2 separate regions of the Homo sapiens genome follow, and region 2 is linked to region 1. Evidence: read pairs that join two places in POLR2A ChIA-PET (ENCODE). Cell type or tissue: PC-9. All regions are shown on one strand.

What was found. Peaks named below come from ENCODE experiments on the same cell type or tissue, not always from the same donor. Only the 100,000 strongest peaks of a DNase experiment are listed, where the experiment ranks them.
Region 2: POLR2A ChIA-PET joins it to region 1 with 10 read pairs; 4 of 35 experiments call an interaction of 5 or more read pairs at or near these places.

What each region holds. Positions count from the first base shown.
Region 1 is chr15:51,927,304-51,935,303 of GRCh38, reverse strand. LOC112268148 (a long non-coding RNA gene) reads right to left here. Exons shown (of 3, transcript XR_007064635.1): 2 at 950-1,054. Among named protein-coding and RNA genes, the nearest start is that of LEO1, 40 kb to the left of the region's middle. In PC-9, no CTCF peak of the experiment used is centred here; no DNase peak of the experiment used is centred here.
Region 2 is chr15:52,091,236-52,099,235 of GRCh38, reverse strand. The region is part of intron 1 of LOC112268150 (a long non-coding RNA gene); the gene reads left to right. It also overlaps the pseudogene RPS13P8. Among named protein-coding and RNA genes, the nearest start is that of BCL2L10, 18 kb to the left of the region's middle. RefSeq lists a silencer at 4,276-4,476 and an enhancer at 5,276-5,809. In PC-9, no CTCF peak of the experiment used is centred here; DNase peaks (open chromatin) are centred at 3,445, 5,215 and 5,565; H3K27ac peaks cover 4,271 bases.

The DNA.
Region 1 (8,000 bases):
TTTCTCACCAGGATAATAAAGCAAAAACAACACTGCATGCTTGGGGGAATTGCAAAGATGAATGATACCATCAAAGACTTGAAAGAAGCAGAGGTGATGAGACCTCTTATATCCCCCATTTATTTATTCATTATTTTATTTCTTTATTTATGAGACAGAGTCTCGCTCCTTATTTACTTATTTTTGAGACGGAGTCTCACTCCATTGCCCAGCCTGGAGTGCAGTGGTGCGACCTCAGCCCACTGCAACTTCCGCCTCCCAGGTTCAAGTGATTCTCCTGGCTCAGCTTCCCGAGTAGCTGGGATTACAGACACAGGCTACCATGCCTGGCTAGTTTTTTTATATTTTTAGTAGAGGGAGGGTTTCACCATGTTGGCCAAGCTGCTCTAGAACTCCTGACCTCAGATGATTTGCCTGCCTCAGCCTCCCAAAGTGCTGGGATTACAGGCATGAGCCGCTGCACCCGGCCACATCCCTAATTTAGCTCACCTGTATGGCCTATTGGCAGATTGATCTTGGAAATGACTGGTTATCTTACACCGAATCAAATAATGACTATACTAGCGGCTGCTTTTTTTTTTTTTTTTTTTTTGAGACAGTCTCACTCTCACCCAGGCTGGGTCACTAGAATTGTGAGAAATATATTAAGCAGAGGAGGACATGTATCCTTCAAAAGCTGTAGGCAGGGCCAGGTGTGGTGGCTCACGCCTATAATCCCAGCACTTTGGGAGGCCGAGGTGGGTGGATCACCTGAGGTCAGGAGTTCAAGACCAGCCTGGGCAAATGCTTTTTTCCCCTCCATATTAATATGTAATGACAAATAGAAACAGTTTGCTTTTACTTTTTAGACCAATGGCACCCCTCATTAGACCAATGGTACCCCTTATTAGACCAATGAAGCCCCTTTGGTCTGAGGCAACAGTCTTGCCTCACAGCTACATGGACTTACCTATAATACTTTGCATATGGAGTCTGCAAAAATCGTGACCATCTTTATGTTCCCCATGTCACACTGGTCCACTGCATTGATGACATTATGCTGATGGTATCTGATCTGATGAGTAGGAAATAACTGTACTTTAGATGCCTTAGTAATCAGCGTGCAAACCAGAGAGTGGGAGATAATCCCCATCAAAATTTAGGGGCATGCCACCTCAGTGAAGTTTCTGGGGGACTAATGGTCTGGAGCATGTCTGGATAGCCCCTCCAAAATGAAGGATAAGGTGCTGTACCTTAAACCACCTACCAGTGCAAAAGAATGTTTGGTGGATCTTTCTGGATTTAGGAGCCAACGTACACTTTATTTCATTATGCTACTTTGACCTTTTGCCAAGTAAGGCAGAGATGCTACCTGTTTAAAGTGAGGACCAGAATAAGAGACTGTTCTGCAGTAATTCCAGGCTACAGGGCAAACTGCTCTTCCACTTTGGCCTAATAACCCAGCATATCTGATAATGCTCAGTGTGTTTGTGGCAAATATCACTGCTGTCTGAACCCTGCGGTTAGAATCAGCAAGAGAACTGAGTACAGGTCTCTAGGGATTTGAAACATATCCATGTCCTCTTTTGTAGACAGTCCCTTTTTTTTTTTTTTTTTTTTTGAGATGGAGTCTTGCTCTACCCCCAGGCTGGAGTGCAGTGGTGCGATCTCGGCTCACTGCAAGCTCTGCCTCCCGAGTTCACGCCATTCTTCTGCCTCAGCCTGCCGAGTAGCTGGGACTACAGGCACCTGCCACCACGCCCAGCTAATTTTTTTGTACTTTCTTAGTAGAGACAGGGTTTCACCATGTTAGCCAGGATGGTCTCAATCTCCTGACCTTGTGATCCACCCGCCTCGGCCTCCCAAAGTGCTGGGATTACAGGCGAGAGCCACCGCACCCAGCCTAGACAGGCCCTTTTAACACTTAATCATGGAACATCAAGTAACTACACAGGCTGAGCTTCTCAGAATGAACTGGGCATTTTCTGTCCCAGGAAGCCGTAAGATTGGGCGTATGTATGGCAGTCTTTTACCAATCTATTGTCTCGGCCCAATGAGGTCCAGAAGGCATGAGAAGGTTTCTTGTTTAGGTGGCTCAGACTCCCTTAATACAGACTCCTACTGAATTGCCTCTTCTGTCCCCTTCTCCAAAAGCAAAAAGCCTGGTTTCAAATATCCTCAATTTATTTACTCATTTGTTTAGTCCCCAGTATGCAAATAATAAAATGACTATGGCTGTCTGCTCAGCTCTGGGCCATACACAGTGGCTATGCAGGCCAAGTTCCTATTTAATTTATAGCTAAAAACCTCCACTCATATTGAGAATTAAAAAGATTCTAGTACTCAGAGTTCAAGAAAGGGGCAGCAACTGCAAATACCTTAAAGAAAACACCCAAGAAACTCCAACTGAATGAAATACTATGTGCTCATGTGTACTTTGCCAAATGATTTAAGATTTGACACAAATTAGGCTGGGTGTCGTGGCTCACACCTGTAATCCCAGCACTTTGGGAGGCCGAGGAAGGTGGATTACTTGAGGTCAGCAGTTCAGGACCAGCCTGGTCAACATGGTGAAACCCCGTCTCTACTAAAAACACAAAAATTAGCTGTGTGTGGTGGCAGGTGCCTGTAATCCCAGCTGCTACGGAGGCTGAGGCAGGAGAATTGCTTGAACCCAGGAGGTGGAGCTTGCAGTGAGCCAAGATCGTGCCACTGCACTCCAGCCTGGGCGACAGAGTGAGACACCGTCTCAAAAAATAAAATAAAATAAAAAATAAAAAAAGATATGACACAATTGTGGATAAATATGGACAACATAGGCTTCTATGAACATTCTTGCACAGTGCAGATACATTCAGTGTTGGGCTGGTCCTGAGCAGCACTGTTGTGAAATGCTGTTAAGCACTCTTTCTGTTTTGGTTCAGAATTTTGCTCCTTTGTTGCTACATATTTCAGCCGGGAGCCCTGGCAGGTGTTGGTTAACAGATGTCTTTGTTAGACAGCCACAATCACAATCAAAGCTACCATCAAATATACTTTGTGACAGTTTGGGGGATTCAAACAAGGGAAAAGAGTCAGCATAACTCCATTGCAAATGTCTTTTTCTTAAACTTTATAAAATTGTACAAATTATGCATCTAGCTATTCACTAACTTACTGACTTGCAATTTTTTTTTTTTTTTTTTGAGACGGAGTCTCGCTCTGCATCTCGGCTCACTGCAACCTCCACCTCCTGGGTTCAAGCAATTCTCGTGCCTCAGCCTCCTGAGTAGCTGGGATTACAGGCATGTGCCACTACGCCTGCCTAATTTTTGTAAGTTTGGTAAAGATAGGGTTTCGCCATGTTGACCAGCCTGGTCTCAACTCCTGACCTCAGGTGATCCACCCACCTCAGCCTCCCAGAGTGCTGGGATTACAGGCATGAGCCACCACATCTGGCCATGACTCAGACATTGTAACTAGGAAGATAGCCCTAAGCAATGGTGCTTTTCATGTTCTAGTAATGCACACATTTTGGCCCTGGCTCCTGATGCCACAAGTTTGTGTACTTAGGCTCACTTATGGATGCATCACTTTTAAAAGCCAGGAATTTAGGAAAGGTTCGTAACATTTTTATAGAACCTTAAGCTTTTTAAAGGGTAAACACTAGTAAAACTTCTCTAAAGAACTGGTCGGGCACAGTGGCTCAAACCTGTAATCCCAGCACTTTGGGAGGCCATGGCGGGTGGATCACTTGAAGACAGTAGTTTCAGATCAGCCTGACCAACATGGTGAAACCCTGTTTCTACTAAAAATTCAAAAATTAGCCGGGCATGGTGGTGTGTGTCTACAGTCCCAGCTACTTGGGAGGCTGAGGCAGAAGAATTGCTTGAACCTGGGAGGCAGAGGTTGCAGTGAGCCGAGATCGCACCATTGTACTCTAGCCTGGTTGACGAAGTGAGACCCTGTCTCAAAAAAAAAAAAAAAAAAAAAAGAAAAAAAAAAACATAAAAACAAATCACTCTCAAACTCAGCACTTACAATAAGCATTTACTATTATCATGCTGATTCTGAGGATTAGGAATTCAGGAATGGCTTCGCTGGTTGTTTCTAACTCAGAGTCTCTTGCAGGCTGCTGTCAAGATGTTGGCTGGCACTACATTATCTAAGGGCTTGCCTAGGGCTGAAGGATCTGTTTCCAAGATGGCTCACATGGGTTTTGGCAGGGGCCTTAGTTTTTCACTATGTGGACCTCTCCATAGGCAGTTTGAATGTCCTCACGGCATGGCAGGTGGCTTTCCCCAGAGCAAGTGACCTAAGACAGAAAGAGCAAGACAGAAAAGCCAGTGTCTTTCATAGCCTCATCTCGAATACAGGTTGTATTCTGCTGATCACATAGATCAATCATGACACAGTGTTGGAGGAGACCACACAAGGGCATGGAAACCAGAGGCAGGAATCACTAGGATGGGCAGGAACCTTGAAAGCTGGCTGCCACAGTGATTACCTTTCACCCACCAACTCTGCCTCCTCCTTTCTCCAAAGACACGCTAGTTAGTTAAGCTTCTGAGAACCTGGCTTAGGGAGCCAGTTTGAGGTTGGTTTAGTGGAGATTTGGCTTATGAATCTTTGGACTATGTTGAAGTGGTGGACCAAGAACTAACTGTGTAAAGAACTTTAGTTGGAAAAATTAATACTGTGCATTTCCCCCCAACACCGAAGATCCTAGTGGGACCATGGATCTGTTTGGAGATATAGACGACGTTTCTTCTGAGAGTGATGAGGGCAATCAACCACCTATTCCAGGACAGCTGATTGTAAGTACGATCACCAATATCAACCAATCCCATTATTCAAAGCTAAAAAAGAAAGCTTCAGAGGCTGATGAATCTGTCTTTCTCATGTTGAGAGAGGACGTGGATAGCTGAACATCTGATGAATAGGTGACTTTCTTAGCTATATTGGGAATTTCTGGATATAAGAAGGCACAGAAGGAACTACCCAGAATAAGGGTGATGCCAAACTTTAGGGGCTAGACTAATATAAAATAATATAAAAATATAATTAATATGTAATATAAAAACCTTTGATTTAAAGTTTTTTCTTATTCAAGCCTATGACAAGAAGCATGAGCTATGCTGATATTCTGATTTTAATAGTTGTCTAGTATTGATGGGGTGAATAATTTCATACTTCTGTTGCTGAATATATTATGCAAAAAAGTCAATAAAATAGATACTTTTTTCTACTAATGTTGGCTAACAGATCTTGTTTTCCTGTGTTTTATTTGTTTTGTTTTGTCTTCCTTTTTTTTTTTTTTTTTTTTGAGACGAAGTCTCTAAGATTACAGGCGTGAGCCAGTAATCCGCGCCCAGCCTGTTTTGCTTTTTTGTAGGCATGAGGTGAGGTTTTAGGGAGAAGCTTGGAAGAGTTGCTGACTGTTTTATCCCTAAAGTGGAGTGTAAATTTACTTCCCAACCAGGGGTGGTGGCTCACGCCTATAATCCCAGCACTTTGGGAGGCCAAGGTGGGCACATCACCTAAGGTCAGGAGTTTGAGACCAGCTTGACTAACATGGTGAAACCCCGTCTCTACTAAAAATACAGAAATTAGCCAGGCTTGGTGGCACGGGCCTGTAATCCCAGCTACTCAGGAGGCTGAGGCAGGAGAATGGTTTGAACCCGGGAGATGGAGGTTGCAGCGAGCCGAGATCATGCCACTGCACTCCAGCCTGGGTGACAGAGTGAAAACTCCATATCAAAAAAAAAATTTACTTCCCGTCAAACCTGCATCTGCCTAGTGCAGGATGAGTAAAGCTAGCACATTTCTAATGTCTTCAATCTCTCACATTCTGATACCTTTCTTAGGATGAACATGGAGTGCCTCAGGACCAGCAGGAGGAAGAGCCAATTTCTGAAACCATAATAGAAGAAGAAATTCCCAGTATCAACTCTGATTTAGGAAATGAATTGTATTTTGTTAAACTACCCAAGTTTCTCAGTATAGAACCCAAGTAAGAGGACTGATTAAAATTTTCAAGATATTAAAAAAAATGCGTAGAATAAATATTTTTTCTTATTTGTCATGAGTTGACTAATCACAAAGATGGGAAATTTCTCATATAACTTTGAAAAATATAAATCTAGGATGTGCTGTGGTAGAAAAATGAATCACTGGTGAGAGAGAATTTTAATGCTAATAATTTTTCTAGCATTTTGGCACTTTCTTTTACATAAACAGATCACAATGGATGAAGGTGTTTTTCACTGGTATAAAGCTGACAAATCAGAAAACAAGAGTGAGAAAGTCTGCTAGAGAAATCACAAATGTTCTGGCCAGGTGCGGTGGCTCATGCCTGTAATCCCACCACTTTGGGAGGCTGAGGCGGGCAGATCACTTGAGGTCAGAAGTTTGAGACCAGCCTGGGCAAAATGGTGAAACCCTGTCTCTACTAAAAATACAAAAATTAGCCAGGCATGGTGGCGCACGCCTGTAATCCCAACTACTTGGGAGGCTGAGGCGTAAGAACCTCTTAAATCCAGCAGATGGAGGTTGCAGTGAGCCGAGGTTCTGCCACTGCACTCCAGCCTGGGTAACAGAGTGAGACTCTGTCTAAAAAAAAAAAAAAATTACAAATGTTTAATGCAAAATCCATTGCGAATCTAGAAAAGACAATTATTTTGTACTACAAAATAGTGTCAGTGGGTATGATTCACTAAGGTACACGCATGCAAGCTCTTATGCTTAACACATTTTCTTAAAAAATAAGGGAAGACAGTAAGACCTGTTGCCTATACTTTGGAAGACATATTTCATCAAATAACATTTTGAATTGTTAGTTGCATTTGAATTTCATTTCAGGCAATATGTTTTAGAGACAAATTTCAGAAAGCATGGTAATTTGCATACTTCTTTGAAGGTTTACATGAAGTTATTTGTCTACTGTGATTTTTGGAAACACATGAAGGCACATTGTGGGGATGATTAAATATAATATTAATCATATTCCTTACTAAATATGGCTAACATGATGTTAAAAACACAATTTTTAGACCTTTTGATCCTCAGTTTTATGAAGATGAATTTGAAGATGAGAAAGTGCTTGACGAGGAAGACAGAATCAGGTTAAAATTAAAGGTACCATCCTACACTTTATTCCTTTTTTACGTTTTTCCTTTTATAAAGTAAAGCAGGGATGACAACTTGAGACTTGAGCTTGCGAAATCCTCTTATGATTCTTGTTCAATAGCTCTTTAGACCTAGGAATTAAACACCTTTTCGGAATATTTTTACGGGAGGAGGTATGTGCCCTTTTTTATCCCTGTAGAATTGTCACTTTCTTCTTTTGGTTGCAGTTATGCTTTTTTTGACATAAGTAAAGATAAAAATTTTTGAAAATTGTTAGCTACTTCCTTCAGGATAAATAATAATAAGGTATATGGAATTGCCTCCACATTTTACAGTGGGTGGATCCTGGCAATTTCCCACAACAGAAATATCTCCTTTCTTCATGGATATTCAAACTATGCACAAAAGAGACCTTGTCATTAGGTGGTTCCCTCTTGAAGGCCTGGGACGGCAAAGTACTACCAACTGCTTTCACAGGCGTGTTGTTCTTCCTTAAGGGGGTTTCCTTTAAAACAATTTTTTTTTTTAAATTTAAAACTTTTGTGTGTTTTTTTTTGTTTTTGTTTTTGTTTTTGAGATGGGCCTCGCTGTTTTGCCCAGAACGGTCTCAAACTCCTGGGCTCAAGTGATCTTCCCACCTCAGCCTCCTGAGTAGCTGGGACTACAAGTGCACACCACCACACCTGGCTACAGGATTTCCTAAGAGTTTCTACCAGGGGCCCCAGTGGTATCATTGGGCAGGGGAAATTGTTGTTGTTGTTGTTACTTTTGTGACTTGGAGTTCACCATATGGGTAGAATAAATTTAGACTCAAAAACAGGGCAAAGCACCGATCTCATGTTTTAATTTTTTGTTAATTAGTTGTTTATTCTTTTTAAAAAATTGTAATTTCATGCCCAGAGCTTCCCTGTCTC
Region 2 (8,000 bases), 160 kb before region 1:
GGCGGGATCTCGGCTCACTGCAAGCTCCGCCTCCCGGGCTCACGCCTTTCTCCTGCCTCAGCCTCCCAAATAGCTGGGACCACAGGCGCCTGCCACCACGCCCGGCTAATTTTTTTGTATTTTTAGTAGAGACGGGGTTTCACCGTGTTAGCCAGGATGGTCTCGATTTCCTGACCTCGTGATCCGCCCGCCTCGGCCTCCCAAAGTGCTGGGATTACAGGCGTGAGCCACCGCGCCAGGCCCCGGCTTTGGGGTTTTGAGGGGAGGGGCTTGGTCTAAAGTCCTCGGCTCTTATTCCACCCAGAGGTTCACCTGGGCTTGGGCAGCAGAGCAGATGGGCGCCCCTCTGCGTCTTCGTTTGAAAGGTCCACCTGGCAACAAATGGTCTTTACAGCACCAGGAAACCATTTTCTTGCTTTGTCTTCAAAGCTCATTTTGGAATTAACTGTTACCGATAGAAGAATGACTCAGGCTTTAATAGTTGACTTTGGAAGAGGAGGGTATCTGCGTCTTTAGACACCTTGCACACAAGACTTTTGGTCTTTAAAAATGCTCAGATTTTTGTACTTTGAGAGGTAAGACCCCTTCATTTCAATATGGTTGAAAGTTACATTTCTTTTTAAATCAAAATCATAAAGTTATCTGATTCCTCTGGGGAAAATGTACAAAGAGATCTGATAGTGTTCGGTAGTTGCGCAACCACTTACTTGGGTCTTTGGTCTTGAAGGTTTAAATTATCTGGACTTTAGCTTCCTCACAGTGGTTGTAAAGTTGAAATGCACTCATATGAAAACTACCAGCTGTCATTAGTATTTCAAAATGGGAAGAGACTGGATTTTATTTTAAGACACTTTAGGAAACAAGTGTTGGCCATTTCTATATTTGTGCTGTAACAAATACACCCAAATTCCCTAAAAAAAAAATGGTTCTTCCTCACTCAAGTATCATTAAGTACATCTAATAATGTATTAGGCAGCATGGTTATTAGCAGTTTAAAAAAATGAGTTGTCCTTTTATTCCTTATGTATTATTTATTGGATATTTTATTTAGATTTCTAAACATGGAGGATGATATGTTTAAAGGTGGTGTTCTTGTAACCAGTTGTAAAGCTACTTAGTTGAATGAAATTTGAATTTCATGGTTGTGTTTTATCTTTACCCACTTTTCTGTAAGAGGCCTCCACTGGCCAAATTTGGGACAATGTGAGCATCAAATAGATAATAGGAAAGGATTAGAACCCACTGATAGCATTGGCTCATGGTTTTGTTTTTTTAACTAATATAAATAAGTGAAAGAGGAAACCCTTTCTCCAAGGAGTCCTGGTTCCTTTTAGTGGCCAGTGGTATTAACATCTGAGCTGCATTTTACTTTTATACATCTGTATTCATTTGACCTTAACATTTTTATTTTGTTAGCAAGATTACATTTAATGAGATAAAACTTAGTGTTTTATCTTTATTATCATTTTTATCAGAAAATTACTTGTATCAAATTTGATAATAGGAAATCAACTATTCTTTTTTTTAATGTATTTGCAAATAATTGAATATGTGTTTTAAAGCTTTAGTTTAAAGCATAAGTAGTGCTCATTTTTTTCAGTTGGATTATATCTTGTCCTCCCTGTTTTCAAATTCTATTGAAAAGATCTATTACAGCTCAATAATCAATAGTAGCATTAACACACTGGAGGTGGGGGGGGGTCCCATCAGCAATGTGGAATTTCCAGATTTAATGTCAATGGGAGTAAACTGACAATAGAACCCAGCTAGAGGGATCTCTAGCCCACTTCAGGCAATAAAAAGCACCTCTCAAAAAAGTGAAAGTTTTCTCTTACAAAATGATGGAACAATGCCAAGATGGGAAGCAGCAGTCCCCAGCAGTTGGCTGGGCCAATCTTCCACCCCACACATCTTAGCTCTAGCTATTAACTGACCCCAAGGATCACCAGATATTGAAAGAAAACTAATTGCATGGGAGAAGTAACAGACTCAGCACAAAGAATACTCTCAAGGATGCATAATCAAAGAAGAAACTAGAATAAAACTCTAAAGGAAACATGGATATCTCAGATTTGGAAGAATCTCCAGCCATTTTTTTTTTTAATTTCTGTCATTACAGTTCTTGGAAATCAAAAGTATTGCTGAAATAAATTTGCTGGGCATTATTTTTCTTCTTCTTTTTTTCTTTTCTTTTCTTTTTTTTTTTTTTGAGACAGTCCTGCTCTGTCACCCAGGCTGGAGTGCAGAGGCACGATCTCAGCTCACCGCAACCCTCACCTCCCGGGTTCAAGTGATTCTCCTGCGTGCCACCATACCCAGCTAATTTTTGTATTTTTGGTAGAGATGGGGTTTCACTATGTTGGCTAGGCTGGTCTCAAACTCCTGATCTCAGGTGATCTACCCACTTCGGCCTCCCAAAGGGCTGGGATTACAGGCGTGAGCCACCACACCCAGCCTGGGCATTACTTTTATAACAACTTTTTATTAAAGTATATTTTGGCCAGGCGTGGTGGCTCACCCTTGCAATCCCAGCACTTTGGCGGGGCTGAGGCGGGTGGATCACCTGAGGTCAGGAGTTTGAGGGCAGCCCGGCCAACATGGTGAAACCCCACCTCTACTAAAAACACAAAAATTAGCTGGGCGTGGTGGCACGTACCTGTAATCCCAGCTACTCAGAAAGCTGAGGCAGGAGAATTGCTTGGATCTGGGAGGTAGAGGTTGCAGTGAGCCGAGATCATGCCACTGCACTCCATCCTGGGTGATAGAGCGAGACTCTGTCTCAAAAAGTAAAAATAAATAAAGTATCTTTTAAGGTGGTTTTTTCTTCCATGGTTTTTGCAATTTAAAAATTTAGATAAAATTTATATAACATAAAACCATTTTAAATTATACAACTCAATGATTTCTAATATATTAACAATGTTATCCAACCATCATCTTTAATTCCAGACACTTCTGTCATCTCATAAAGAAACCTCATACCCATTAGGAGTCACTCCCAATTTCTCCCTTCCCTCACCTTCTGGCAACCATTAACCTACTTTTTATCTCTATGGATTTGCCTATTCTGGACATTGCATATCAATAGAATCAGACAACACATGGCTTTTTGTGTCTGACTTTTTTCATTTAACATAGTGTTTTTATGGTTTGTCCACATTGTGGCATATGTCTGTACTTGATTCTTTTTTTATGGCTGAGTAATACTCCGCTATTTGAACATACCAAACTTTGTTTATCCATTCATCAGTTGATGAACATTTGGGTTGTTGCACTTTTTGGCTATTATGAATAATGCTGATATGAACTTTAGGCTTTTGTGTGGACATGTTTTTAATTCCATCTAGCAGTGGAATTGCTGAGTCACATGGTAACTCTGTTTAATGTTTTGAGAAACTACTAACCTGTTTTTCACAGTGGCTACGTTATTGGGTTTTTTTGTTGTTGTTAAGCAATCATTTTATTGCTTGAGTACATAGACAAATTTATGCTACCAGGGCAGAGGCTGTAGATGATTCATATTTCCAATTGGGAGGGAGGACTCGCTTGGTCTTGTAATATCGAGCCAAGTGGTGAATCCAGCTCTCTATCAGAATCAGATGGAATTTAGCATTCTTATCCTTTCTGTTCCTCTCAAGATGCTTTTGAACAGCAACTGCTTTCTTAATTAAATGGTAGAGATCTTCAGGGAGATCAGGAGCAAGTCCCTTAGACTTAAGATTTCTTAAGATTTTATTGCCTGTCACAAAACGTACTTGTGCAACACTATGTCAGTCTCTCAGGATCACACCAATTTGTGAAGGAGTCAGGCCCTTCTTGGCCACTTAGTAAATCTGCTCCTTCACGTCATCAGATGTCAACTTCAGCCAAGTGGGGATGCTGTGGCGATAGGGCAAAGCCAACCGGGACGGGCCCTTCCCAGGAGCATGCATGCGACCCATGATGGCGGCAGTCAGGCAGTGAAGTGTGGCCACGTTATTAAATGTTCCCACCTGCAATGTAGGAGGGTTTCACCTCCTCCCATGTTGAAACCTCAGGATTCTCAAGGAGAAAGGGAAAGGACTCACCAGGCAAGACCTGGAGAAGAAACACCTGTGCCTTTAAAATAGAGAGGACGGGTGACTTCTGGCCACTTGGCTTTCCTGACACCACACGGCCACCCACCCTCTCTTGCCAACACCACAGCTGAAGGGCAGGGCAGCCATCCTAGACTAGGTCAGAGGTCAGCTGCGCTCCATCCTCCCTCTGCCTCTTACACAGCCAAATGGTGCTGCTTCTAACCCTCATCACTCAGCTGCTTCTCACCCTAAGGCCTCCATCTGGCACTGTTTGCCATCCAGCTGCTGTTCCAAGTTCTGCTCAGGTAGCTAACAGTGTCACGTTTCTAAACCATGCCTTTTGTAATATTTGAAACTCAAAGGAATTGAAAATGTGGGTGACGGTAGTCAGTAAGAACCCAGAGCCAAAGCACTACAGTCCCCATGTAATTAAGCATTCCCTTGGGGGCTGGGTTCGTCCATCAACCCCCTTGAGCATGGCTTGTGGAAGGACTATGCTTATGATGTACGGGCTGTAACTCTCCAAGTCTGGCCAATTGAGGAAGGCATCCCTGAGTCAGAACAGCTAGATCTGGATGGTACCTTCCTCTGCAGTACTAACTTCACAGAACTGCATTTTAGCAATCTTCGGAAACTTGTCCAGAGGGGCAAGGCTGTGCAAAGCAGCCACATTGCATTGCGATCCTTACGTAAGTGCTTCCAGCTGCAAGGCAGGCCACCTCTGTCAGCCAGACTGTCCTCTCCAGTCTGCTGGCTCCATAGACCTTGGCACCAGGGTGGAAGCCACTTGCCTCCTGCTGCACATTGACACAGCCATACACATCAGGCCAGAGGGGTGTGGCTGATGCTGGAGTATTCCAGGCCCCAACAGCTGGGATGTTTTTCCAAGGAAAGGATGAGAGGGCAAGCAGCTGAGATGAGCTGGGACAGGCAGATGGGGAGGAGAGGAGCCAGGAGTGGGCAACCCGGCAGCACCATCACCTCCGCCTCCTATGGCCTCCCAGCCTCCCTCCTGACCTATTTCCTAGCTTTCCTTTTTCTCCATGGATATTTAACCTAGTACTGTCCCAGCATGAGCCTTATACTGTGAATTCTGGTTCTTATTTGACCATGATGTGGCATTTGGCAAGTTAGCAAGTGTGGTTCACCCAAATACCTCAGGGGTGAGGAATGCACAAAGCACTTAGAACACCGCCTGGCACATGGCGCCTGCGAAATGTTAGCCATCCTGGGTCCTGGGGCTACCATCAGGCAGGTCTCATCATGCCAGAAGGGAGAAGTAGACTCCTTTGGGGAGGTGGGATACTCCATTTTGCTTAAAAGCCAGTTTCCATCCTGTGCCTCAGGTAAGGACATTCCCTGAGAATTGAGACCATATAGAGGCCATCGCTCTTGACTTGGAATGTAATGATAGTGACCTTGACTTCCTGACACAGCCCTGAATATCCGGCATGGGCTTGCCTCCAAGTGTTTTCTGCGTCTGATTTATGAAATATGCCAAGTGGGAAGGAAGTTTCTGCTGACCTAATGCTTGCCCATAAAATGTGTTTTTAAAAATCAAGCGCAGATCTGATGAATCATAAAGTCATTCTGCCTCCGAGACTAATACAGGGTGGTTCCAGCAGCCCAAAGAGAGGGAAGGGATTGTGAAGGGACCATTGGTTTGCACTTATCATCTGCTAAACACAATTGTTTTGAAGGTTTGGTTTTATGTGTTTGTTTTTAAGAGTCACAGGCTAACTTGTGCTCTGAACACATGATAAAGAGGAATTCTTCCAGCATTTTGTTTTCTTCAGGAGGAAGAAAATAAATCCGTGCCCTGCATTGCCACTCTTCGCCCTATGCTAAGGCCACGAAGTCTACTGCTCTCATGACTTAAGGATTATATTTAGTAGCAACACTGAAATTGACTTCCTCGTATAGCCTGGATTCTCTGTTGTGTTCCTACCTCCAAAGTGGGGTCTTCATCTTCCACCTAGCCTCCCTCTCTTGGAAGTGGGACCAAAACTTAGATTCCATGCTGTTGAGTAAGTATCCTATGAGTTGCATTTAAAGGCAACTTAGGAGTGAATTTAAAAACATTTCCTCAGGTCATCATTAGAACTGTGGTTCTTAATCTTGATACACGTTAGAATTTTTTTCTTTTTTCTTTTTCTTTTTCTTTTTTTTATTTTTTTCAGATGGTGTCTCGCTCTATTGCCCAGGCTGGAATGCAGTGGCGGCAACCTCTGCTCACTGCAACCTCCACCTCCTGGGTTCAAGCGATTCTCTTGCCTCGGCCTCCAGAGCAGCTGGGACTACAGGCGCAGGCCACTACAACTAATATTTTTATTGTTAGTAGAGGCTAATTTTTGTATTTTTAGTAGAGGTGGGGTTTCACCATATTGGCCAGACTGGTCTCGAGCTCCTGACCTCAAGTGATCCATCTGCCTCGGCCTCCCAGAGTACTGGGATTACAGGTGTAAGCCACCAGGCCCAGCCACCTGAAGGACTTTTAAAACTAGGAATGGGCCACGTGTAGCCAACTGAAGGACTTTTAAAACTAGGGATGGGCGGCCGCGTGTGGTGGCTCATGCCTGTAATCCAGCACTTTGGGAGGCCGAGGTGGGCAGATCACGAGGTCAGAAGATCAAGACCATCCTGGCTAACATGGTGAAACCCCATCTCTACTAAAAATACAAAAAAAAAAAAAAAAAAAAAAAAAGCCAGGCGTGGTGGCACATGCCTGTAGACCCAGCTACTCAGGAGGCTGAGGCAGGAGAATGGCGTGAACCCGGGAGGCAGAGCTTGCAGTGAGCCGAGATCGCACCACTGCACTCCAGCCTGGGCGACAGAGTGAGACTCTGCCTCAAAAAAAAACAAAAACAAAAACTAGGCAGATCACAAGGTCAGGAGATCAAGACCATCCTGGCTAACACGGTGAAACCCCGTCTTTACTAAAAATAGAAAAAATTAGCCAGGTGTGGTGGCGGGCGCCTGTAGTCCCAGCTACTCGAGAGGCTGAGGCAGGAGAATGGCTTGAACCCGGGAGGCAGAGCTTGCAGTGAGCCGAGATCGCACCACTGCACTCCAGTCTGGGCAACAGAGCAAGACTCCGTCTCAAAAAAAAATAATAAATAAATAAAAAACTAGGGATGGGCTGGGTGTGGCGGCTCATGCCTGTAATCCCAGCACTTTGGGAGGCTGAGGTGGGCGGATCACTTGAGGTCAGGAGTTTGAGACAAGCCTGGCCAACATGGTAAAACCCCATCTCTACTAAAAATACAAAAATTAGCCAGACATGGTGCCGTGCACCTGTACTGCCAGCTATTTGGGAGGCTGAGGTAGGAGAATAGCTTGAACCCAGGAGGCGGAGATTGCTGTGAGCCAAGATTGCACCACTGCACTCCAGCCTGGGTGACAGAGTGAGACTCTGTCTCAAAAATAAAATAAATAAAAATAAAACTACGGATGCCCCTGTGAGCCCTAGAGGCTCAATTTGAGTGGCTTGGATGGGGCATGGCATGAGTAGGCTCTAAAAATTCCCCTGGTGGTTCAATTGTGCAACCAGGGTTGTGCATCTGGGGTTGTGAACCATTGCATCAAACGAATATCTAATACTCAACCTTTTTATAATACTGCTCCATTTGAGCTCAGTCAAGCTAATTGACCCAGTTAAGATTTCTCTTAACTTTTAAGATACTTAAAATAAGGACACCCACTTGAATTAGATGAGTATCAACTTTTTATTTTTCAAAATTATTCATAGTCATAATTTAAAGAGCCAAATGGTTTAATAAGGTCTCTTAGGAAAAACAGCAGTGCCTAGTCTCCCTCCCCCAACTTCCTAGCCCCAGAGGTAACTACTTTTAATTATTATTTTTTTGTTGTTGTTTTGTTTTTTGTTTTTTTTTTTGAGGTGGAGTCTTGCTCTGTTGCCCCAGCTGGAGTGCTGTGGCATGA